3 separate regions of the Mus musculus genome follow, and regions 2 and 3 are each linked to region 1. Evidence: chromatin loops called from intact Hi-C (ENCODE). Cell type or tissue: left cerebral cortex. All regions are shown on one strand. Region 1 holds the start of Malsu1 (mitochondrial assembly of ribosomal large subunit 1). Region 2 overlaps Igf2bp3 (insulin-like growth factor 2 mRNA binding protein 3). Region 3 holds the start of Tra2a (transformer 2 alpha).

The links. Peaks named below come from ENCODE experiments on the same cell type or tissue, not always from the same donor. Only the 100,000 strongest peaks of a DNase experiment are listed, where the experiment ranks them.
Region 2: it touches region 1 in a loop (2.6-fold over the local background); 13 of 42 quality-filtered maps call a loop at or near these places.
Region 3: a loop joins it to region 1, with 2.3 times the contacts of the local background. A loop is called at or near these places in 7 of 42 quality-filtered maps.

What each region holds. Positions count from the first base shown.
Region 1 is chr6:49,070,849-49,078,848 of GRCm38, reverse strand. It overlaps Malsu1 (mitochondrial assembly of ribosomal large subunit 1), which reads right to left and starts at 5,054. Exons shown (of 4, transcript NM_029353.1): 1 at 4,746-5,054; 2 at 3,585-3,763. The coding sequence starts at 4,983. It also overlaps the pseudogene Gm19253. In left cerebral cortex, a CTCF peak has its summit at 4,732; DNase peaks (open chromatin) are centred at 4,560 and 5,049; H3K4me3 peaks cover 1,936 bases; H3K27ac peaks cover 1,691 bases.
Region 2 is chr6:49,203,919-49,211,918 of GRCm38, reverse strand. The region is part of intron 2 of Igf2bp3 (insulin-like growth factor 2 mRNA binding protein 3); the gene reads left to right. D030074P21Rik (a long non-coding RNA gene) reads left to right here. Exons shown (of 2, transcript XR_869057.2): 1 at 1-2,929; 2 at 5,052-6,109. Among named protein-coding and RNA genes, the nearest start is that of D030074P21Rik, 5.3 kb to the left of the region's middle. In left cerebral cortex, a CTCF peak has its summit at 3,435 (motif pointing right); DNase peaks (open chromatin) are centred at 2,763 and 3,388.
Region 3 is chr6:49,259,890-49,267,889 of GRCm38, reverse strand. Tra2a (transformer 2 alpha) reads left to right here and starts at 3,838. Exons shown (of 8, transcript NM_198102.2): 1 at 3,838-4,052. The coding sequence starts at 4,017. In left cerebral cortex, no CTCF peak of the experiment used is centred here; DNase peaks (open chromatin) are centred at 3,820, 4,614 and 4,646; H3K4me3 peaks cover 2,434 bases; H3K27ac peaks cover 1,441 bases.

The sequences.
Region 1 (8,000 bases):
GGTGTGGGCTATAATATAAGGCTCTCATCCTAGCTGCATGGAAGTGAGTATTCTGTTAGCAGACTTCAGATGAAGATTTACAACTCTCAGCTCCTCCTGCACCACGCCTGCCTGGATGCTGCCATGTTCCTGGCTTGATAATGGACTGAAGCTCTGAACCTGTAAGCCAGACCCAATTAGATGTCCTTATAAGAGTTGCCTTGGCCAGGTGGTGGTGGTACACACCTTTATTCCCAGCACTTGAGAGGCAGAGGCAGGCGGATTTCTGAGTTCGTGGCCAGCCTGGTCTACAGAGTGAGTTCCAGGACAGCCAGGGCTATACAGAGAAACACTGTCTTGAACTCCCCCCACCCCCCCCCAAAAAAAAAAAGAGTTGCCTTGGCCATGGGGTCTGTTCCTAGTAGTAAAACTCTAAAAGAAGGTTATATGAAGCCAAAGAGAAGGATCCCTACAACAGAAACTTCAAGACACTCAAAAGGACAGACTTTCCCTGCTCCTGGATTGGCAGATAGCATGAAAATGACTTTACTACCAGAATTAATTTACTGCTTTAATGCAATACCTATTGAAATTCCAGTGCTATACTTCACAGGGTTAGAAAAAAAAAATAGTGGAACAAGAAAATACTATGAACAGCCAAAGCAATCCTAAGGAGCAAGAGTGCTGCTGACCCTGAGTTACACTGAGGAGGGAATGGTGAAGACAGCCTAAGACAGCCTGGCATGGGTATACAAATCGACAAGTAGGGGCTGGACAGCTGGCCCTGTGGTTAAGAGCATGTATTCCTTTCAAAGGGCCTGGCTCAGTTCCCTGCACCCACATGGTGGCTCACAACCATCACTAACTCCAGTGCTAGGACATCAACCACCACCTTCTGACCTCCAAAGGGACCAGACACACAAGTGGTGCACATATATATATACAAGCAAGCAGAACACTCGTATACATAAAATTTAAAAATCTAAAACATAATAACTGAATAGATGTGCAGACCAGTGGGATAGTAGAAAACCCAGAACTAAAACTATGCTGTGCCTACTTAATTTTAAAGAAGAGAAAAACAGGTAAATGGCAGATTCAGCAAATGGTGCTGAAAACTGGACATCTATCATAGAAAAACTAGATTGGATTAATATCTTTCACCTTATTAAAAAAAAAAAAAAAAACCTCATGGATCCAGCCTTTAATTTAAAACATGAAGCACTAAAACTTACAGGAACTAGCCCCAAATATCAACGGATGAGACTACTTGGAAATAAAAGACTTTGAGTTTGGTTAATTTCACAGTGTGATGTTTATTATTCATAAGTTCTTTATAATAAATTTTAATTTAAAAGAGGTTAAAAACAGAATGACTGTATGAACCAAATATTCCACCTCTAGGTGCATATCCAAAGTTAAAAGCAATAGACAGTTCTACGGCCATATTTAAAGTAGCAATCACAACAGCCGAGAACTGGGCACAACCCAAGTGTCTATCAACGGGGAAATGGATAAATAAGAAGGTATATACATACAGCAGGGTGCTACTGGGCTGGGGGAGCTCTATGGCAGAGCACCAGCACTCATAGACCCTGGGCTCAATCCTCACCACTGAACAAGGAAAACCAAACACAGGTGAACCTTGGCAACACAATTTGAGTGATATACACTAGTCACAAAAGCTGAACGCTATATGATTCTATTCGGAAGATACTAAAAGTCAAATTCTTTCTTGCCCTTCTCATATAAACATTTTGTAAAAATAATTTGTACTTCTTTACTCTTGTGCAACTTCTCTGAAAACCCTATTTTTTTTAAATACTCAAAAGCCTTAAACCTTGGTAAATTTTCTCCCCCCCCCCCCCCCCAGTTACATCTGAGAGATTCTGCCTTACAACTCTGTCCATCTTTCTTAATCTTCCTGTCTCCAAATACTTCCTAAGAATGCTCCTCCACTTGACTGATGGTGGTGGCATATATCTTTAATCTCAGTACTCGAGAGGCCAAAGTAGGAGGACCTCTGAGTTCAAGACCAGCCTGGTCTGGTAATAAGAAGCAAGTTCCAGGACAGCCATGGCTAAAAAGAAAAACTCTGTCTCAGTAAAAAGAAAGAAAGAAAGAAAGAAAGAAAGAGAGAGAGAGAGAGAGAGAGAGGCCATTTCCTCCACTCTATCATATTGCACTAGGTTTGTTTTCGACCCATTTGTATTTTCAAGGCCTTGTCTAGGCATCCCCAGCTGTTCTTACCTGCCTTTTCTTTGACCAACTACTAACAGAGTGCCTATTCCCCTGTAGAAATGGTGCCACCATCTGCTGGATGCTGCTGGGCACACACTATTTTTTCCTGCTCTGAACCACATTCAATCCAATTAGAAAATGACCCCTCTTCCTTCTTCTGAGAGCCGTGAACTCACAGGGGAAGGACGACATATACTTCACTTTTACCTTCCCAATACTTCAGTGTTTGGGGAACACCTAGGCAGATGGGCCTGGGCTACATTAGCTGAACAAGGTAGACTAACGAAGCTAGAAAGCAGAGTCCTTCTGTTGGTTTCTGCTTTAAGTTTCTGCCGTGGATTCCTGACATGGCTTCTCTTAATGAAAGCCTATAACCTATAAGCTAAAAAAACAAAACACCATTCCTAAACTGCTTCCATCGTGGTTGTTACCACAGCAACAGGAAGCAAACTAGGACAAAAAACACTGTCCAGAACTTTTTGGAAATTATGGAAACTTATATGGCTGTTGAGTATGGTAGAAGTCAGCCACATGTGGAAATCAGGTGTCTGGAAGTGGCGAGTGTAGCTGAAGAACTGGGTTTCAGAGTCTGCTCACATTCGAATGGAGAGAAAGCTGAGCAGGTAAGAGACTTGCTGCTCTAGTAGAGGACCCAAGTTTGGCAGCCATATTTGGTGACTCATGTGCATATACTCACACAGAAACATACACATTCATATCATTTAAAATTGTTTGTTTGTTTGTTTGTTTTTGGAGACAGGGTTTTTCTGTGTAGCCCTGGCTGGCCTGGACTCACTCTGTAGACCAGGATGACCTCAAACTCAGAAATCTGCCTGCCTATACCACCCAAGAAGCTGGGATTAAAGATGTCCCACCACACCCACCTAATTCAAAATGATTTTAAGGGCTTGAGAGTTGACTCAGAGGTTAATAGCATGGGCTCAATTCCCAACAACTACACGGCAGCTCACAGCGCCCTTGAACTCCATTTCTAGGAAGACGACATGCTTTCCTCTGACTTTTGTGGACACTAGACATACACATGAAATAAAAAATAAAAATAAACCTCCAAATCTTTTAAATAATTTTTAAAGCCTTTCACTAGCTAGAGGCTATCACATAGGTGCTACTCTAGAACAGACTCCTAGTGTCTTCTGGCTTGTTTCATGTTATTAATTTTCCTTGTCACAAAAGACACGAATTAGAAATTATCTGGGCTCGACAGAGCTAAGTATTTGCTCCCAAATATTTTACTCTGAGAAACCATAAAAATCACTCTTGGGAATTCTAGAAAGTGGGCTTCCTCTGCAGCCTCTGTGTGTCACTCTCTAGGTAAAGGTTCACAACAAAGGAGAGCATCCTACCATCTTCACAAGGTAGTGGACCATAGCGTGTAAGTGTCGGGTGGAAGTCCCACTCCCAATCACAAAGTAGTCTGTGTATCTCATTTCTGGAGGAACCTGGATCACACAAATGTCTCTTGCATTTTCTTGCCTCAGAAGTGAAACCAGCATATCGATGTCAAACTTGGCACCAATGTGATCTGAAAATGCAGAAACGCTTGTGTCAGATGGCTGAGGAGAATACAGACCTACATTTGTCTACAGAAGCAGACTGACACGAAGTCTCCTGGAGACAGTGGAACTGCTCCCCCTACAAGTGTATTTATATCTAAAATGCTTTGGTGAACACTAGGCAGGAGGATCCCAGGTTCAATGTTAGGCTGAGCAACTCAGAAAGACAAGGTCTAAAGATTTTTTATTTTTAAACTAAAAGACTGAAGGTGTGCTTCAGTGGTGGCATGTACGTGGCCCTGGGTCCAACCCCTAATACCATCTCCATTCAAGACAAACTAAACCAACCAACCAAAAACCAGCTTAAAACTGAACCCGGACAACAGTTCCCTAAAGCACTGCTCAGCTTTCCTAGGTAGAAGGTTCAGATTACGGACACTGGATACTGCGATTACCAAACGGAAGCAGAAGCAAATGTCTTTCTATTTACTAGTACTGAAAGGAACAACACTCCACAAATGCAGAGATGCTACACAACAACCAGCGGCATGATTTGAGGGAGAGGACAATATCCTAGGGCACACGTTAAATCGAATCGCAGATTAAAAAGGTTACTTAACTATACTGTATGGTAGGCGGGTTCTCAAGACAATACCTGGTCCACAGCCTTCAACAGATATGAAGAAACGAGGCTGCTAGGACTAGTGCTACTAAGACCAACCAGTCCACCTGCTACGACCCTGGGCAGATCGTGAGACGGGGTGGATCCTGGGCTGTGAAGCCAAGAGCCGGATGTTGCCCGCTCTATGACTGGAATTTTGACGACAACACGCTACCTTAGCCTCCCTCTAGGACTCTCGGGTACGCAAAGCAAAGTTGGTGCCGACCACCTCCCAAATCCCTTCCAGCTCTGCGTCTGCGCGAATGGCTATTTCTCTTGCCCCCGAAGCGCACAGGAAAGCCCAGGGCCGCCTGGGTCAGGCCGGGCCACCAGGTGTCCTGCCCGCGTACCTGCGGGTCCGGGCTGCAGGCGAGCGTCGCCAGCGGTCCGCTCCTCGGGCTGAGGCCCATGGTGCAGGCCGCGCGTTAGGCTCGGGGTCAGGCAGGTCGCGGGCCTCGCGGGAAGCCATCGCTCTGCCAGCCGCGGAAGCCAGGGAACCGAAGCCATTGCGGGGCCGGCTCTCTGGAAGACCGCCCTGCGCCACAGCAGCGGCCATAAACGCCGCGCGGGCGACCAGCCCGGACCCATAGCTCTCGCCGCGACTTCTCTGGGGGGAGGTGGTGGAGCTTCCGGGCGGCTCCGGGATTCTACGTCACGAAGTGGGCGGGTCTGTAACCGGAAACGGTGATTTAGACGGATTGCCTGGGGAGTAGTTTAAGGAATGAGGAGGACCGTGTGGATGGTGGTGGCTTACGCTTTTACTTTCCGCACTTGGTAGGCCGAGGCAGATCTCTGAATTCAAGGCCAGCCTATTCTACAAAGTGAGTTCCAGGACACCCAGGGATACACAGACAAACCTTGTCTCTCTTTTTTAAAAAAAAGAAAGGAAAGGAAGGAAAAGGAAAAAAAAAAGTGAGCCCAGATAATCTTTATGGGGCTGGAGAAGATGGCTCTATGGTTAAGAGCACTATCTGCTCTTTCAGAGGTCCTGAGAATTGATTCCCAGCAACCACATGGTGGCTCACAACCACCTATAATAGGATCTGATGCCCTCTTCTGTCTTGTAGGCATACATAAATAAATACATCTTAAAAGGAATTAAAGGGTTCCTACCTCTCTCTCTCTCTTTCCTCTTCTTCTTTCTCCTTTCCTTTTCTCCTTCCCTCCCACTTTCTCCAGCCCCTTCAAACCCTCTCTAGCTCTCTCCTTTCTGTTTTTCCTCTCCCCCAAATATGCAGAAATTAACCCTGTCAGATAGGAATTAAGTATTTTTAGCCATTTCCCACTGTCCAAAAAACAAAAAAGCAAACAAACAAAAAACCCTAAATTCAAGAACTAGAAAGATGGCTGAGCAGTCAAAAGTACAGACTGAATTTAATTTCAATGGTATTAAATGCCCTCTTCAGATGAAGTGCACAAACATATTGTACAGACATATAAGTAGGCAAAACACCTGAACACATAAAATTAAAAACACAAAACAAAAATGAATCATACAAAAAAGAAGAAAAAAGTTTGAATGGCGGCATCAGGTATGGTTGATTGCTTTCAAATGAAAGATATGGGTCATTAAATGAAAATCTCAGTGCTGGGTTTGGGATACTATCATCCCTACATTATTGGTCAGGGCAGCTATGGGCCCACCTAAAAACAAGTGAGGCTATTTTGGTTGTCTCCCACAACTAGATGGTAAGACCATACATATTGGTGAAGACAACACTCCTTGTTTTCAAGCTGAAACTAATCTAAAACCTTCTTACCTGCTGCCCAGCTTTCATGGAGTCAGGAGGTGGCATGCAGGTCACTGGGGGAGAAAAGCCATCAGTGGACTTACCCTGAGTGATAATTCCAATGCCAGGCCAGATGCGCCCACTGAGTCAATAGTGCATGAGTTATGGGGTTAGCCAGCCAACCACCTTCTGATTAGATCTGAGCCCTGCCTCACAGGAGGGAATCCATGCCTAGCACTGTAACTCCGGTCAAAACAAAAAACCATGAACACCTATGCGCATAAAGATAGCACTAATTAAACTCAGTGGGCTATACAGAGAAAGGACATGAAGGAGGTGTTATAGCTTGCTAAAAGACCCTCACCCACAAAGAGCACAGAGACCACCATCGTTGCAAAACACATGTGGGATTTACTTATCCAACATGTTGGGGAACCCCCTCTCAGCACACAGGCTGGAGGAGAGATCCAGAACAAAGAAAGAACACACTTTTTATACTTTTGTAAGGGCCAGATATAGGGCACCAGGGTAGTTTGGCTTTTTTTTTTTTTTTTTTTTGCATTTAAAAATGTAGACTTTAATAAGTGTACAGGTCAGCTAGTGGGGCAGTTGACCAAGATACATAATGCAGGAGATACAAGTGACCACCTGGAGTTTCTATACTTCATTCTGCTTACAGAATATTTATTAAGGTTGTTTAATATATAACTTTTCATTTGACATTGTGGAAGTCCTTTATTGCAAAGCGAATCCTTCTGTCTGGTGATAAGCAGCAGCCACGACGATCACTCTGGACCCCCACGCTGGATAAACTCCATTTCCTTTTGAAATATAGGTTTCCTTCTGTATTTCTGAGGTAATGATTTTGTAATTTTTGCAGTGTCTGGTGGCCCCTGGTGCATTAGTAAATCGGGGGACGTACTTCCTTTAGAATGCTGCGAAATGACAGAGGAATGGGAGGGGAGTGCAGCAGACCCCAAAGCTTCTGAGGCACTGAGTTTAGGTTTGTCTCTTCTGTTAGGAAACTTTATTAATGGAGCATGTGGATTCACTACCTGCATGACCCTGGTGGCAGAAGCCATCTTGCTGCCCATCATGACCCCTGAGCTGTTTGACTTATTTTAATTGGTGTAGCCAATAACCTTTTTTAGACATTGGTTGGTTTGTGTAGGGTGACTCTTTATTTTGTCTGTCCTTGTGTTTTTAGTGTGAGTCGGGGCAGGGGAATTGCTACTCTTGTTTTTGACCGTTAAAACTATGATTCTATATTTGTTTAGTCAGCCAACTTTTTTATCTGGCTCTGTACTTGGCCTGCTAGTACAGTTTGGAAAGTTCTTTTGAAGGGGGAAGGTACAGGGTAGTCTTGAATTTATCTTGGATATTACAGAGGGAGGGGTGTTCAGGAAAGTGAAGGGGGAGATGTGGGAGTAGATACAATCAAGATACATTATATACATGAAATCCCACAAAGAACATCTACTATTCTGGATTCAAGTGGGACAAAGACAGTAAAGGCCTGATAGAGGACTGTTCTTGGGTCAGTCCATCACCTACAACCCTTGCATGAAGTTTCCACCAGTGGGCAGCAGTGTAGAGATCACCTCAGTAAGAACACTGGAGTGACCAGGGTCATATACTTAGGGGACAAGCTGAAGCAAGAGCCAAGTATCTGAGAAAAAAAGCTTCCTGAGCAGCCCCAGATACATAGTGGGACACCACCAAACACATAGTAAGGATCCCCCAGGTATTTGATACTATTAATCCTTTAAAGGAAAAAAAGGAACACCAAGCATTAATGTTGGGAGATATTTTATCAAATTCAAAATATTCACCAGGAGTGATGGTGCATGGCTCTAGTCCCACACTTGGGAGGCA
Region 2 (8,000 bases), 130 kb before region 1:
TTTGGAAAAACGAACCTTATTGCACACATGCTAGTTGGTTTCATGTTTATCCAGTGTGTCTTAGTGCTTGTCCCTCCGGCCCCCTTCCCGTCACTCCCCTCTCCCCCCCAATCTTTCAAGGGGTTGGTTTATGCAGGCGAGCACTCTACCACTTGAGGCACACCCTTAGCTCTTGGTTTTTAAATCCACTGTAGAATTAAAAGTAAGCAATACAACAAAACGAAGAGCTGGTGTTGTACCCTATTAGTAGAATGATTGCCTAGCATGCCAGAGGCCTTCCACTCCAGAATCCTTGGGCAGGGCAAATGATTATAATTAACAAAGGGACTGTTGTGAATTTAAAACATTAAATGTCTTTTTAAATTTAAAAACATTAAGTGAGTTTTTCAGCTCCAGCTAATGGGTTGACCTCAGTTTGCTGTATCCTCTGTTTTTTATTTTTGAAGTTAATGTCTTCCCATGTGTGGAGAATTAATTTAGGAACTTGGGTAACAACTGCTAGTCTTCCTCCTAAAGCTTTGCTTATGCTGGAAACAGTTACTTGTTACTGTTTGAATTGCAGGGTTCCTCTTTTGGAAGACTAGGAGATAGTAACAAGTGGGGGCAAATGTTTACTGGACGCTTGCTTCTTCAGTTTATTAATAACAACAGAAGCTTTTCCTGCCCTGGCCCCCCACCCCACTACCAGAATGCGTAGGGTTTTAAATGTGGTCTTACTAGCCAGTGACGTAGGCCTTACAGGTAGAGTGAAGTGAGCTGACGGAGTACCTTTCTGTTTTTCTGACTTGGGAGCAGTTGAGTGCTAGAAATCCTTTACTGAAGTGTTTTGCATAAAGACTTCTGTGTCTCTCTGGAAACTTTAGTGTTCATCTCCATTATAGTTTAGTTTTCACTGACCCTTGAAGCTGTGCAGTTCTTCTTATCTGGACCCTTCCATCATTTCACAGGCTCTGGAAGAGCCAGGAAGTGACCTGGCCCCTATGTGCGCACTCACCCACCTATGGCAAGGTGTGGATTATTTTGTTAGTGATTGATCATGTGGATTGCTTTGATAGTGACTTGATTGCACAGCACAGTCAGATCGATTGGTCGTCAGGGTAGCCTGCTGAACTTTGGGATGGAGTTTGTTATGCTTTGCAGTCATTTTCCACCACTATGTGGGCATCTGAGGCAGGCACGCCTACTTGCAGGGCAGTGACCTTTATACCTGTTTGCAAGGCATGTCGGGAGGAGCCGAGTGCTGGGGAATGTTTCTGGCCGCACTGAGAGGGATGGACAGGGGAGCAGGCACAGAGGTGATTGGATGCTTGCAGGCTGGCTGCAAGCTGAGCTGGGCGGGACCCGTGCAGGAAGGGGGTATTGTTGAGTTTGGTTCAAACCAAGCTTAGTTCCCCATTACTGAAGTCTCAAGGGAATGTGGAAGGAATGTGGCTTTTCTGCATTCAGACGCCCCTCTGTTGTAGATTACAGCGGAGTGCACAGGGCCCGAGGATCCCTGTTTGCAGAAAAGAAGCATGCTTTGGACTTTGAGATGGTGTTACACCCTCAGTTCCAAAATCAAGAAAAGATACAGCATGGGAAGGCTTGATAGCTTCCAGAGGCAGGCCTGATTTTTTTTTTTTTTTTTTTTTTAACTCTCGGATTTGAGGTGAGTGAGGAAGAAGTTTTGCCTAGGAAGGATTGTAGCAGTCCTAGGAAGGATTGTTTGGGAGGGCCTGTGGTGTCTGTAGGGCTTCTGGACTCTGCTGTTTGCTTATGTACAAGGTACCGCTGCCCTGTTTTCGTTATGCTGTGGGCTGTTGGGCACAAGAGAAGAAATGTAAAGTTGCTGACACTGCACAACTGAGACATGGTGGTTTTAGCTAAATTTCCATGACTTTCAGATTCATGATCCCTTTTTTCCTATTTTCAGTTTTTCACAGCCTACTCATATTTAATCAGAGTTGTGATTTATTTAGCTATTAACCTTGGTTATAAATATTTGAGTAAAGGAGAAAAAAAATCATAAGATGTTATAGTTAATATGAACCAAGAAAGATCCTTAGTTTGTGGTTCTAACACTCAAGTACTTCATATTCTTAACAAGAAGATAAAGAGAACAACCTACTTTGATACTGGAATCTTGTGCTTGCAGTGTCAGTTGAGTAGAAGTTGCTGGGACGTTAATTTCATCTCACTGTAAGTGGCTATTTAAAAACCTAGTGTGCTGCCTCAGTGGCTGTTAAGTGTAGAATAGAAGGATGCCCTGTGCCCATTAGCCCAGGACGTTGTAACTGCTGGCTGTGGGGCCAGCTTCAGAGTCAGGATAGCAAACACTGTTTTCAGCATTGAACATTTAAACACAAGCTATTCCTTAGTGGTCTGGGACAGATAGTCTCACTTTTGAATCGTGGCTTAACGTTAGGGAACTTGGCTGGGGAGGAATTTCAAGCAGAGTTATCTTTTCAGTGCACAACATAAACTTGGCACTGTGTGACTAAGTGCTTGTGGCTGGAGGGATTTTTTGATTTTTTTTTCCCCCAATTTCCTACTTGTTCAATATAGTTAGAATTTGTGAGATTTCTTATTTTGGCCTTAAAAGGATCTTTTAGGAAGCAAATGGATGTTGCTAAGTAGCTTCTTCTATGTTTTTTTCACAGTTGCCCTGAGAAAGATGTTACTGAAATATCACATGCATCCGGAGCCAATGGGAGTAGGGAGCCTGTCCTCTGAGCCAATGGGAATAGGGAGCCTGTCCTCTGAGCCAATGGGAATAGGGAGCCCGTCCTCTGAGCCAATAGGAATAGGGAGCCCATCCTCAGAGCCAATAGGAATAGGGAGCCTGTCCTCAGCTCTTGGCCCTGGTTTTTTACCTTTGTGGCTGCTGAGACTCTTGTTCAGGACCAGACGCCTTTTGTGACAAACTCTAAGGGGCATCATTCGTTCCGAGGTTTGGGCACTTTCCTGGAAGCAAATGGGTTCTTGGATAGGCTTCAGATTAAAAATATCTTTTGGAAGTACAGAGATCCAGTGCTTTCCCTCTGTGGAGCTTCACTTGAAAATTTCTGTAGCAGGGTAGTTACGTAGCTTTCCCCCACCTTTTTCCTGTGTACAACTTTCAGGCAGTCAGTGAGTGGAAAATTATCTTTGCCATGCTTTGAAGCCCTTTGTGAGCCCCGCCGCTGTGTGTGTTGTCATAGGCCCGGGATCTTGAATTAAAGCGAGGCTGTTGAACCACCTCCATTTTGGTGAGAAACTCCCCTGCAGTTGTCCTTAGCAGCTTCCCTAGCAGTAACTAATTCTTGACAGGTATGAATTATCTGTTTGCTCACTCTGACAGTTGGTTTGGACTGCGAGGAAGGAGAAGCAGAAAGATGGTTTGGCTGTGCTATTCTTAGCTCTGTTTCCTCTATCAACTGTTGCCTCTGATTCAAGCTTCCAGAGTCACAAGACAGGAGGTGGCACTGTGGTAGCAGTGACCAAAGGATTGCATTCTTAGTTAGGATTTCTGCCCTGTATGTCCGATGTTTACAAATTAATTGGCTTGTACTGCCAGGGTTTTGCTCGAAGGCTGGTGGTAGGCATACTTTGTAGTGCTCTGTTAAAATGGAAGGTTTAATTTATCATGACCTGATGTTCTGTCTGGTAAGTGCTTAGCATTAGTGAATAAATAGTATCAAATATTAACATGGGATGTGAATTTTATTGTCTGAAGGGGGGGGGGACGGGGACGGACGACACACGACCCGTACCAGTTGTACATGTTTTAAAGAATTATCCTGAGACCATTTAACTTGATTAGGAAATAGTTTGAACTTACTAAGAAAACCGTAGTAGAGCTGTAAGAGGAAACGACCAAGTGTAGATTTTCCTTTTCCTTGAATCGTAGATCTTGCTGTATGACCCAGGCTCACTGCAGGTTCTTTTCTTTTCTTTTCTTTTCTTTTCTTTTCTTTTCTTTTCTTTTTTTTTGTTTTTTTTTTTTTTTTTGTTTTTTTTTTTTGAGACAGGGTTTCTCTGTGTTGTCCTGGCTGTCCTGGAACTCACTCTGTAGACCAGGCTGGCCTCAAACTCAGAAATCCGCCTGCCTCTGCCTCCCAAGTGCTGGGATTAAAGGCGAGCGCCACAACTCTTTCTGTTTCTATGAGTCTGTTAGGTGGTTGGTTCTGTCCCACATGACTTCGTTTTGGGTGATTTACTAAAACTGGAATAAAGAGTCCTAGAGGAATCTCCCTCATAACTGGACCCTTGGTGCTTATCCTTGTAAAATCTTGGTGGTGTCAGTTAGTAGCCAAAAAAGGTCCTCCCCTCCACATCCCTCCCCTGAGATTGGCACGTTGTTATCTTTGTCTCATTAAGGAAATTTATCAGGCCAAACTGGATGCAAGAAAGATAAGGAAATAGTCTCTGTCTGCAGATGGTAGAGTTGTGTACATGATCATCATGGGAGGGGTTGGTGGGTGGTAGCCATCTTTACATTTTTACACAGGTGCTGGGGATTACAGTCAGAGTAGGAAGCTCTCTCCTGCAGCTTCATATCCCAGGCCTTTATTTTTTGGCATTGCTGTGTGGCCCAGAATTATCTCTAGTCTTAACATATATTTGGGAAAAATCTTTAACATTAATTGTTGTTTCTGCTAAAGGGGCTACTGGCTTCAAATGCTTGGAACAGAAAATTTATGAAAATTGGACTGAAGGTGTACCCTAGTGGTAGAGTGTTTATTATCTACCATATTCAAGTCCAGGGTTCAATTTTCAGTACTGAAAACATTTTAAAATTGTTTTTATCAGTAGAAATGGAGAACCAATCTCTGCTTTTATTTTCTTGGAAGAAATGTGTTTGTATTAGCCAAGGCTCTGTATGTTTCTAAGAAGCAGTCTCAGTAACTGCTGAAGAATGAGATCAGAATGTTGAGAATCAAGGATGACAAGATGTTTTGGTTAGAGCAACAGTGTGGAAGAGGACCATGATTGGAGAAGGGACAGACTCTGGGTGGAAGGTAGAAACTTTACTTTCAGCAATTTTCTAGTAGAAATAAAAAAGAGATGGAGAAGGCATTTGTATCTTTCAGTCTGGAGCTCAAAGAAATGAAGAAGGTGGATGGAGACTGACTCATGTGCTTGAAACCATCAAATTGTTCAAGATCATCAAGGGACTGAGCCTAAGGCTCTGTCGGAGGAGGGAGAAGCCACTGAAACAGGGTGAGCTAATTCTCACACCATGGTGATGTGTGGGATGAGAACTAGCTCAGTGCCATACAAAGAAACTCACCAGCAAAGTGAAAGTAACTTGGCAAGGCAAGCTCTTTTTGTAAAAAGGATTTGCCAGAGGGGTTGGAGAGATAGACCAGTGGTTTAGAGCCCTGGCTCCTCTCCCAGAGGATTCAGATTTGGTTCCCATCATCTATATGGCAGCTCCATATAAGGTAACTCCAGCCCCAGCAGATCCAATGCTCCCTCTGTCCTCTGTAGGCACCAGGTGCCCATGTGGTGCACATATGTATATACAGGTAAAAAGACTCATACACAGAAAACAAAAGTAAACAAGTCTCTAAATGAGTGGGGGAAAGGTGTGTGTATGTGAGTAGAGACTAGGAACAGAGATAGCCTTTGTGTTTCATCCCTAACTGAGGTAGTGACTGTGTCTCATCTCATTGATCAGAGTTTGACCTCACAGTCTGATGTGATTGGCTCTTCAGCAGGTAGGAGAAGGGGAAGAAGGATCAGGGAGTAACGAGTCCTTTTTGGGTTCACTGCCTTGATGGGAAAAAAAAAAAAAAAACACTTTCTTTACAATGGTCAGAGGGAGTGTTTTGAGGAAAAGTTAAATAGACTGGAAAAGGAGGTATAGTCACCTGGGTTGGGTCCTGCTCAGGAGTTCCGTGCTGTAGATGAGTATGTGAGTTGAGGTGGTGTTAAATCTCAGTCTTTGGTGCAGAGGAGAGGGCCCAACATTTAAGCTCGTTTTTTTGCTATTGCAGGGGACCCAGGACTCACATGGTGGCTCGTAACCATCTGTTACTCTAACATCCAATTCTGACCTGTAGGCGCCAGTCATCTACAAGATGCATAGACACATGTAGGCAAAACACTTATACACATAAAATAAAACTGAAAACAAGAATTTAAACAATCTGCCTTCATTTGCCTCCAGCGTGCTGGGATTAAAGACATAGAGACCACATCTATATATCTCTTAAAGAAAAATAAGCAACTAACTCATTATTCTGGTTCTACTGCTGAAAGAGAATGGGTGTATGATATTTCAATGACCTGGAATATAACATTTCTTCCAGATTTCATTTATTAGGCTCTTAATTTCTAGAAACAGTTATAAGTTTATTATTTCTAATTTGTTAGAGCTGGAAGATTCCCCTAACTTCAGTAAATCGTCTTGTTTAACAGACAAAACCTGTTTGTGACATCTGACCATGTCTGGTGCATTTCACTATTTCTGTTCATGGTGAGCTCAGTTTCTTGTTTGTTTTTTGGGGGGCGGGGTTTGAGACAGGGTTTCTCTGTGTAGCCCTGGCTGTCCTGGAACTCACTCTGTAGACCAGGCTGGCCTCGAACTCAGAAATCTGCCTGCCTCTGCCTCCCGAGTGCTGTGATTAAAGGCGTGCGCCACCATGCCCAGCTCGTGAGCTCAGTTTCTTAAACAAGTCATACTGCTTTTTACTAACATGCATTTGGGAAATCCTCTAGAGCTGTCTTAGCAAAAGGATGAGGTGAAGTTTAGATCTTCTGTAGAACATCATGATTTGACAAACAGAGTTTGAAATTGGTGGTCAAGTCATTATGGATAGCATAGGCTAGTTTTAATTAGTTTACTCTGTAGCTCAGGCTGGCCTCAAACTCTAAATTCTCTAGTCACAGCCTCCCCTACTGCTGGGGTTACAGGCATATATCACCACATCTAGCTCCTTAAAGTTAGTCATTTGGTTGTTTTGGATGCTGGGAGAAGTTAAGTATAGTTTTCATTTTACTCAACTTGTGCTACAAGAAATACGATCTTTTGAAAGTGCCTAAATTCTTCCTTAATTTTGAAAATCTCATGCCAGATGAGAGCAGGCTCTTCAGTTGTAAATTCTACCTTTGATGGCCACCTTAGCTGCAGGAATGAAGTGTTTTCTTAGATCAGCTGACCGTGAGGGACTTGGCTTCCTGTCAAGACTTGTGTTTGGGTAAGTTCTTTGATCAGTATCAGTAAAATGCTCTTTGGCACTGAAGAGCTGGCTCAGCAGTAAAGAACAGGTTAAAAGTAGGCATTGCTCTTCCAAAGGACCAGAGTTCAAGTCTCAGCACCAACTCATAACCACCTGTAACTCCAGTTCCAGGCCGTCTGACTTCTGCTTCCAAGGCACCTATATACATATGACTTACACAACACAACACATACACACAAAATTAAAATCTTTCTTTAAAAAGTGCTACTTTCAGGCTGGAGAGATGGCTCAGCGGTTAAGAGCACTGTCTGTACTTCTAGAGGTCCTGAGTTTAATTCCCAGCAACCACATGGTGGTTCACAACCATCTGTAATGGGATTCGATGCCCTCTTCCAGTGTGTCTGAAGATAGCGACAGTGTACTTACATACATAAAATAAATAAATCTTTTAAAAAGCTGCTACTTTCTCAAAATATTAGACACCTACTGTTTCCAGGAAGGAAAATTAAACAGACAAACTGTATATTCTTCTGTGGTATTGCTTTACTGAAGGATTCTTCACAGAGCCCTTGGGAGAGGAGACTGGCCCGCAACACTACACTGTGGAGCCGACTGCTGGCCCCCTCGTGCAAATCCTCAAGTGTATTACACGGCAGCTCCATCTTGTTTGTTAGGATACGGCAAGGCAGAGACTGTTTCTTGCCAGCTTGGAAGTCTTTGAAGGATTGGCTTACTACTGTCTTTATTTAATAAAGACAGGTCAAGATAGTTGAGAATCATAGTTTATTTCGGAGTGAAACCCTTCAGGGGTCTTAATTTTGTTTTGTTTTTGCAGACAGAGTCTTAGGAGCCAAG
Region 3 (8,000 bases), 190 kb before region 1:
AATACTGGTTGCTCCTAGAGACCGAACTCAGATCCAAGTAATGCTAAGTGACCTTGCCCCCCAAGTTATTCCTGATTGGTGAATAAAGGTGCCTACAGCCTATAGCTGGACAGAAGAGAGATGGGTGGAGTTTAATGTTCCAGTGCTTGGGGTCAAAGGAGAACCATGAGGTGGAAAGAGAAGGAAAATAGCAGAGAAGCTACCGCAGGATAAGGATCTTAAAATAATGGCCATGTGGATTGGCTAATTGGAGTTAAGAGCAGCCCTGAAGAAACATGACAAATTATGTAATGGGATTATTGTCTGGGAAATAGACATAATAGCGCAGAGGACAGATATCTGCCCAGCTCTTGTTCTGATTAAAGCTTATGAAAATTATAACTGTTGTGCACTTTTATCTGGGAACTAAACGATCTAAGATGAGGTAGAAACCCTGGATTGAGATTAAATATAATTTATACAGCAGTAGTCAATCTATGGAACTCATCTTTATGGAAGAGGTCATACGCTTTACAAAGATTTTCATTGTAGACATGCCTTAGACTTTGTGATACACGCGGGACTGCGGTAATTATCAGGAAGCATTTTTCTAAAATTGTGCTGTGTTTAAATATGCCTAAAATAAATCGCCTGAAGTCAGACTCGGGGAGTTTTGAGCCAATCCCAGCTACTTAGTTCTGTTGAACCAGATTTCCTTGTGGCCTCCAGTGGATCAATACACTGTTGGTCTCAGTGGCCACAGATTCACCCCTCCCCCATATATATGTGGAACAGAAACTGGTGTGTGTGTGTGTGTGTGTGTGTGTGTGTGTGTGTCTGCAAGGAACTAGTTGTGAGAAGGATCCCTAAAGGAAGAGATAATGGGGAAGGATAGCAAGAGAGAAATATGAACAAGGTCTACTAATATATGTATGAAATGTCATAGAAATTTATTTTCTTTTTAAAATTATTTTTATTGTATTTTGCTTGAATGAGTGTTTTTCCTGCATGTATGTCTAAGCACCACAAACATGCCTGGTCTCCATAGAGACTAGATGAAGGTTATCAAGTCCCCTGAAACTGGAGCTATAGATGGGTATGAGCTACCATGTGGGTGCTTGGGGATTGAATCCAGGGCCTTTGGAAGAGCACCCAGTGCTTTAATCACTATCTCTTCAGCTCTGAAATCTATTATTTTCTACATTAACTAACATTTTTCATTTGTTGTTGTCTTGAGGCAGATACTCACTGTGCAGCTTAGGATTTATCATAAAGTCCAAAGCTGGACTTGAACTTGTAGCAATTCTCTTCCATCTCCCTTGAAAGTACAGGCCAGATAGAAAAACAAAAAAATAAAAACAAAAGATACAAGGCATTGCATATGGGAAGCACATAGTCTACCACTGAGCTACAGTCCCAGCCCTAACGCTTTTTTCTTAAAGGAATATCTATCTTTATGGATCTTGCAGGTGAAGCAGGGCAACATTATTATTGAAGAAAATGAGAGTTGCACATATCAACTTCAATGCATCTTATCACAATATCGTGAGCTAGAGGGGATGTGATGTTGCATGCCTGTAACCCAAGCACACGATAGGCTGATGCAGGAATGGTCATGCATTCAACTCTATCCTGAGCTACACAGGGAGACTCCATCTCAAAACACGAATAAAACCCACAGTGCTGTTGGGGAGTTAAATTAGAAACACACAAGGGAGCCTGGCATGGTGGCGCACACCTTTAATCCCAGCACTCGGGCGGCAGAGGCAAGCGGATTTCTGAGTTTGAGGCCAGCCTGGTCTACAAAGTGAGCTCCAGGACAGCCAGGGCTATACAGAGAAACCCTGTTTTGAAAAACCAAAAAAAAAACAAAAAAACAAAAAAACAAACAAACAAACAAAAAAAAAAACCCAAAAAAAAAAAAAAAAAAAAGGAAAGAAAGAAACACACAAGGGCTTTGCAGCCCCAAGGAGGGAGCAACAGTGACAACAGGCCAGACCTCTCCCCCACCCCCACCCACTGAGCTCCCAGGGAGCTGGACCACCAACCAAAGAATACACATGGAGGGCCCCATGGCGCTGGCCATATATGTGGCAGAGGATGGCCTTGTTGGACATCAGTGGGAGGAGAGAAGGGGTTTGATGCCCCAGTGTAGGGGAATGCCAGGGCAGGAAGACAGGAGTGGGTGGGTGGGTGGATGGGGGAACACCCTCACAGAGGCAGGGGATGGGGTGGTGGTGGTGGGGGTTTCAGAATGGGAGACCTGGAAAGGGGAAAACATTTGAAATGTAAATAAAGAAAATATCCAATAAAAAATTGAAGAAACAACAATATAGTAAATCAGGAATGTGCTGTTCTAAATGCACTTACAAAATAACACTACATATTAACTTACATGATATTACATGAATAGAAGGGTAAGTATTTAATAATGAGCTCTCTGAAAGAAAGAGGAAGAAAAATGATTTGCTGATATTCACAACATAAATCTTCCTGTTGTGGCTGAGTCCAAACCATTAAGAGTTTAATAATGGGGGCTGGAGGGATAGCTCAGCGGTTAAGAGCACTGACTGCTCTTCTGAAGGTCCTGAGTTCAAATCCCAGCAACCACATGGTGGTTCACAGCCATCCATAATGAGATCTAACACCCTCTTCTGGTGTGTCTGAAGACAGCTACAGTGTACTTACATATAATAAATCTTTTTTTTTTTAAAGAGTTTGATAACTAGCTCTCTGACATTTCTGATAGGCTCTCTTTTTATATCTCAGGTTGGCTGGAACTTCCAACAGTCCTTCCTTCTAGACGCCTAAGTGGTGGGATCACAGGCACAGATCACCACACCCAGCTATTTCAGGTCTTTGTGAATTCATTATTTGTGCTGGTGTTCCTTATTTTTCTAGAGCAAGAAGTATGGATACTAATGTTGCCAAACAATATATTCCCCCAATTTATTTTTATTTATTTACATGTTCTACAGTGTTGAGGACTAAACCCAGAGCCTAGTACATGCTAGGTGTGCTGGATAATTTTCTATCAACTTGGCACAGATAAGGTCACCTGAGAGGAGGGAACTTCAATTAAAATGCCCCCCGCTGTGGTGGGAGCTCATGCCTTTATTCCCAGAACTTGGGAGGCAGAGGCAGGCAGATTTCTGTGAGTTCCAGGCCAGCCTGGTCTACAGAGGGAGTTCCAGGACAGCCAGGGTTACACAGAAACCCTGTCTTGAGGTTTGGAAGCAGAGAAGAGTGAGAAACTCATGGCTTTTCAGTATAACCCCATCTGTGTATATATTGTTATTTCAACGTTTAAAAGGGCAGATACTAGCCGGGCGTGGTGGCTCACGCCTTTAATCCCAGCACTCGGAAGGCAGAGGCAGGCAGATTTCTGAGTTCGAGGCCAGCCTGGCCTACAAAGTGAGTTCCAGGACAGCCAAGGCTATACAGAGAAACCCTGTCTCTGTAAAAAAACCAAACCAAAAAAAAAAAAAGGGGGGGGGGCAGATACTGGGGATAAGGAAAACTCAGCTGGAAAAGTCGGTTTGTTTGTTGGGTTTTTGTTTGCTTGTTTTTGGTTGGTTTGTTTTGCTATGCAAGAAAGACCTGAGTTCCATACCTAAAGAGAACAAAACCAAAAAAACTCAAGAACAAAACCCCACAGGCAAAGCCAGGCGATGACACACGCCTTTAATTCCAGCACCCGGAGGACAAACCGACCCAACGCCAAACAGCAAGCTCTTGAAACCCGCCAATCTCCCGCGCTAGGCCAGGCGGACACAAAGCCTCCCGGGGCGGAGGCGGGGTTCGCGACGACGTCATCACAGGTCCGCCCCTTGACGTCAGGCGCCGGGGACACCAGGAGGTTTCTGGCGGCACGGGCGCCATTTTGCCTGAACGTGCGAGCTGGTGGGAGTGGAACGCACTGGCCGTTGTAGCCGTCGCCTTCTTCCTCCCCACAGTCCGAACAGCGCGGTGACTAGGCCGTCGGCCCTCGAGCCGAGACATATCTCTTATTTAGTTCTCGGGAGCGCCTGGCCGACATGAGTGATGTAGAGGAGAACAACTTCGAGGGCAGAGTGAGTACAAAGCCGCGGGAGCCGTCTTCGGCGGCGGCCCGATGCTCCGGGGCTCGGGGACGAGCGCGGTCGGTCGGGCGAGGTGGCGGGGCCCTCAGGAGCAGCCTTGAGGGCCACCGCGAGCGCGTCACGTCCCAAGATGGCTTCGGGGTCCCCCTGCGTGCCCAGATGCCCCACTAGCCCGCAGCGCTCCTTTCTGGCGGCTGACTGGTACCTGGCCTGGTCCTATCCTCTCCTGTCGCTCCCTTTCCTCTCAGCTTCCCATCTCTGCTCCGAGGTGCGGGTCCCCGGCGCGGTGGGGCAGGAGGCGGCGGGGCGCTCCCTCCGGCCGGATAGTGGTAGGTGCTTCCTGCGGTGGCATCTCGGGCCACCACCACCCCTCCTCCGGCCATCGCAGCGGGGTCTCGGGGTCAGAAGTGCGCGGGGCTGCTGTCCGGGCGGGGAATCGCTGGCGCGGGACTAGCTGGGGCCTGTTGTCTCCTTGGCTCTCTGTTGCAGTGAGCGGCCGCGTCTCCGTCGGAACCGGCGGCGTCGCGTCTGTAAAGGCGAAAGCCTTGAGGTTGAAGGTGGGACGAGCCCAGTGAAGTGGTTAGTCAACGACCGCAGCGACCCTTAAGAGTCCTTAAGACGAGAGCGAGCGGGGAAGGGAAAACTACGCAAGAGCCTTTCCCCTTAATGTCCTCTTTCCTTTCGCTTCTAAATGAATGTGGAAATGCAGTGACGCCTGTTTTCCTAACAGCTAGATGTTGGGTTCTTTATGTCTCAACTTCCAAAGCTTTCCTTCCTGTGACCATTCCTCTGAAAACTCCTTTACAGATCTTTATGGCTAAACTGCCAAGACATCTTACTTTAAACCTTACGTAACTGAACAAATTTCTTGCCTCAGTTTTCAAAAAAGAAAAGAAAAAAGCTAATCATTGTTAACTCAAAAGATTATACCTGAAATTTACAGACCCTCCCCCGTTTTTCTCACCCATTCCCCGGAAAAGGGACTCAAGACTTTGGTTATCTGAGGTCTTGTGAGTATAAACCGTATATTCACAAAGCTTGAGTATATTATTAGAACGTTACCGGTTTTTGAGTTTTATTCCGAAGTTACCCTAGTATTGGAAATTAATGGAAGTGAGTCCTGGTAAAACCATGGAAGGAAAAAAAAGGGAAACAAAAGTCCCATGGTACTCGAGGGCTGGCAGTTGTGTTGGTATTCTAGTGGAGGAGGGGCGGGTGGAAAAAAGCCGCTGGAGGGCTTTGCTGAAGGAAAGAATTTGTCCCTTTTGGAAGCTCGGGATTTAGACACCTGTACTCTGTCAGTCAAGTCATATACGGTCAGTTAGGGTTTTGATCTTGAGAAAAGAGGGTGCATTTTGTTTGTTTATTTTTTTATTTAATGCACTAGGACAAGGTCATAACTACATTTAACTTTGATTGGATTATTTGAATGAAATTTGCACACAACGATTGAGTTGAACCTGCTTACTATTTTTAGGATTGTTTTATTGTACTAACAACTTTTAAAGACTATGAAGTAAATATTTCACGTAGTTGTATTACTTGTGAAACTAAGTAATTAGGAAAAGACGGTTGGGGTTTGGGTGTGTTGTTTTGTTGTTATTGTTCCTGGTTTAGTCTGTGGGACTTGTACCAGTGTTGCTCTGATGGCTCTGATTGCTGCTCTGGTTCTCCCATTTGTCCTCTAGTGGAAGGAGTAGTGGATAATTACCACCTTCCCACAAATTATTGAAGATTCCTATCCACTTTTCAGTTTATTTAGGTATTAACAACCTAGTTAACAGATAGGGACTTTCTAGCTCCCTCTCTTCTGCCATTAGTAGTACAGCAGTACCTGTGGTTCAGTTTACATCAGCGCTTTCAGGGTCAGTTACAGCTCTTTAAGATGTAACAGTTTTTGTTTTGTATTCTTAAATTATGATTGAACAGACTTGTAATTACATAAAGAATTAGAAGGCTAGAGGCTTGTGGGGGGGTTCATATTGATTTTTGTTGTTTTTGAGCTTTGTGGGAGTGGAACCCAGGCCTTTTGCATACCAGGCAAGTGCTGTACCACTCCTCTTCTTAAAGCAGCTAAGTATTTAAATACAGTGCTTTGTTTTTTTTGTTTTGGTGGGAGGTTGTATGCTTTTTCCCCCCTGTTGACCATAATTGCTATGCCCCTTTATCATTGCCTGTAGAGGTGTCTGAGGGCAGCTTCCTAAGAGAGATGTTTGAATGATGTGTTGAAGTTATTTACATGGTAGTTAGACTTCAAACTCTTCTCATTACCCTAAACTAGGGGAGGCATTGACAGGTCAGTAGTCAAATGCTGGGCCTATTGGGTATTTTTAAAAGATTATTAATATAGGGTTTTTATTATTATTTCCCTTCTGTTGGAATTTATTGGGAAGATTGCATCTGATACATAAAGTGAATGATTGGACTTTATCTTTAGGTGTAACAGGGAGCATGTTAATCCTTTCTCAGTAAAAGTGTTCAAGATTAGGTGGAGGGTTCCTAGAATGGACCAAACACTGAAGATAAAATATATAAATATATCTATGCTTACAATATTTTAGAATTCAGCCTTCTTGGGTGCATTTTTATTTATTGCTTGTAATAATATAGCAAGGGCTAGGGTGCTGTCAACATTTTAGAAATGAAGAACTACCCAGGAGGTGCTGCTGGTCCACACCTATGCACTTGGGGGTCAGAGGCAGTTGGAGTTTGAGGCTAGCCTGGTCTGCTGAGCAAGTTCCAGGACAGCCAGGGCTACACAGGGAGAAAAAAAAAAAAGAGGAGCTGGAAAGATAGCTTAGTGGTTAAGAACACTGACTGTTCTTCCAGAGAACTTGGGTTGGATTTCCAGCACCCACATGGCAGCTCACAGCTGTCTGTAATTCCAGGATCATCACTCACGGACATACATGCAGACAAAACATCAGTGCACATAAAATAAAAGTTAGAAAAATTATAAAAGGAAATAAGGTAAGAGAGTACAAGAACAAACCAAGACATGGAAGACCACATAAGCCCCAGTTTACTGTCCATTGTATATACACAGTCCTGTATGTGTTCAGATTTTTCTTTGTGAAGAGCACATTGTACTTAACTGTATTGACCCATGAATAGAGTTTGCTAAAAGTATTTATTCAAGCCATATTAGGTTGTATATTTTACTTTGTGTCTGGATGTTTTGCCTGCATATATGTCTGTATACCACACATGTACAATGCCTAAGGAAGCCAGAAGAGGAAATCATATCTCCTGGGACTAGGGTTGCAGGTGGTTGTGAGATACCAAGAATTTGTCTTAATTTCAGGTGACTGCCAATTTAAACCTGGGTTTAAAAACAAAAATACTGTCATTAAGTGTATTAGTGCCGAAATAGTGACAGATATATGTGCAGCCAAGATAACAAAGGGTTTCGAATTCTAGGCTTAAGGATTCAGACTTGAATCCAGCGCTCACTAAGGGCCATCTATGAGCTCTTCATTTTGGAAACCTATGATTAAAAAGACTGGCACAGGAGCAGTAGAATGCAACTTGAATTATTTATGGCAGAAACCCTTTTCAAGAAATACAGGAGAATGATTGTGCCATTACAAAAAAAAAAAAATCCAGTTCTGGGTGTGCTGTGGCACATCATTAATTCCAGGCACTTGGAAGCCAGAGGCAGACAGATCTCTGAATTCCAGGTCAGCCAGGGTGTAAGTAAGGTCTTGCCCCTCAAAACAAAACAATAAAAATCGTAACAGGTCCATAAACAACTTAACTTGGTCCGCACATATATCAATTTAGGAAGATGCCGAGATGTTTTGAGACAGGGTTTTACTGAAGCTCAATCACGTGCTTTCCTTAACTCAGGAACCTTTCCTTTCAGCTTCTCCTCGGTACTGGAATTTATAGCCAGAGGCCACCACACCCAGTGTTCTTTTGAAACTGGGAAAGAGGGAA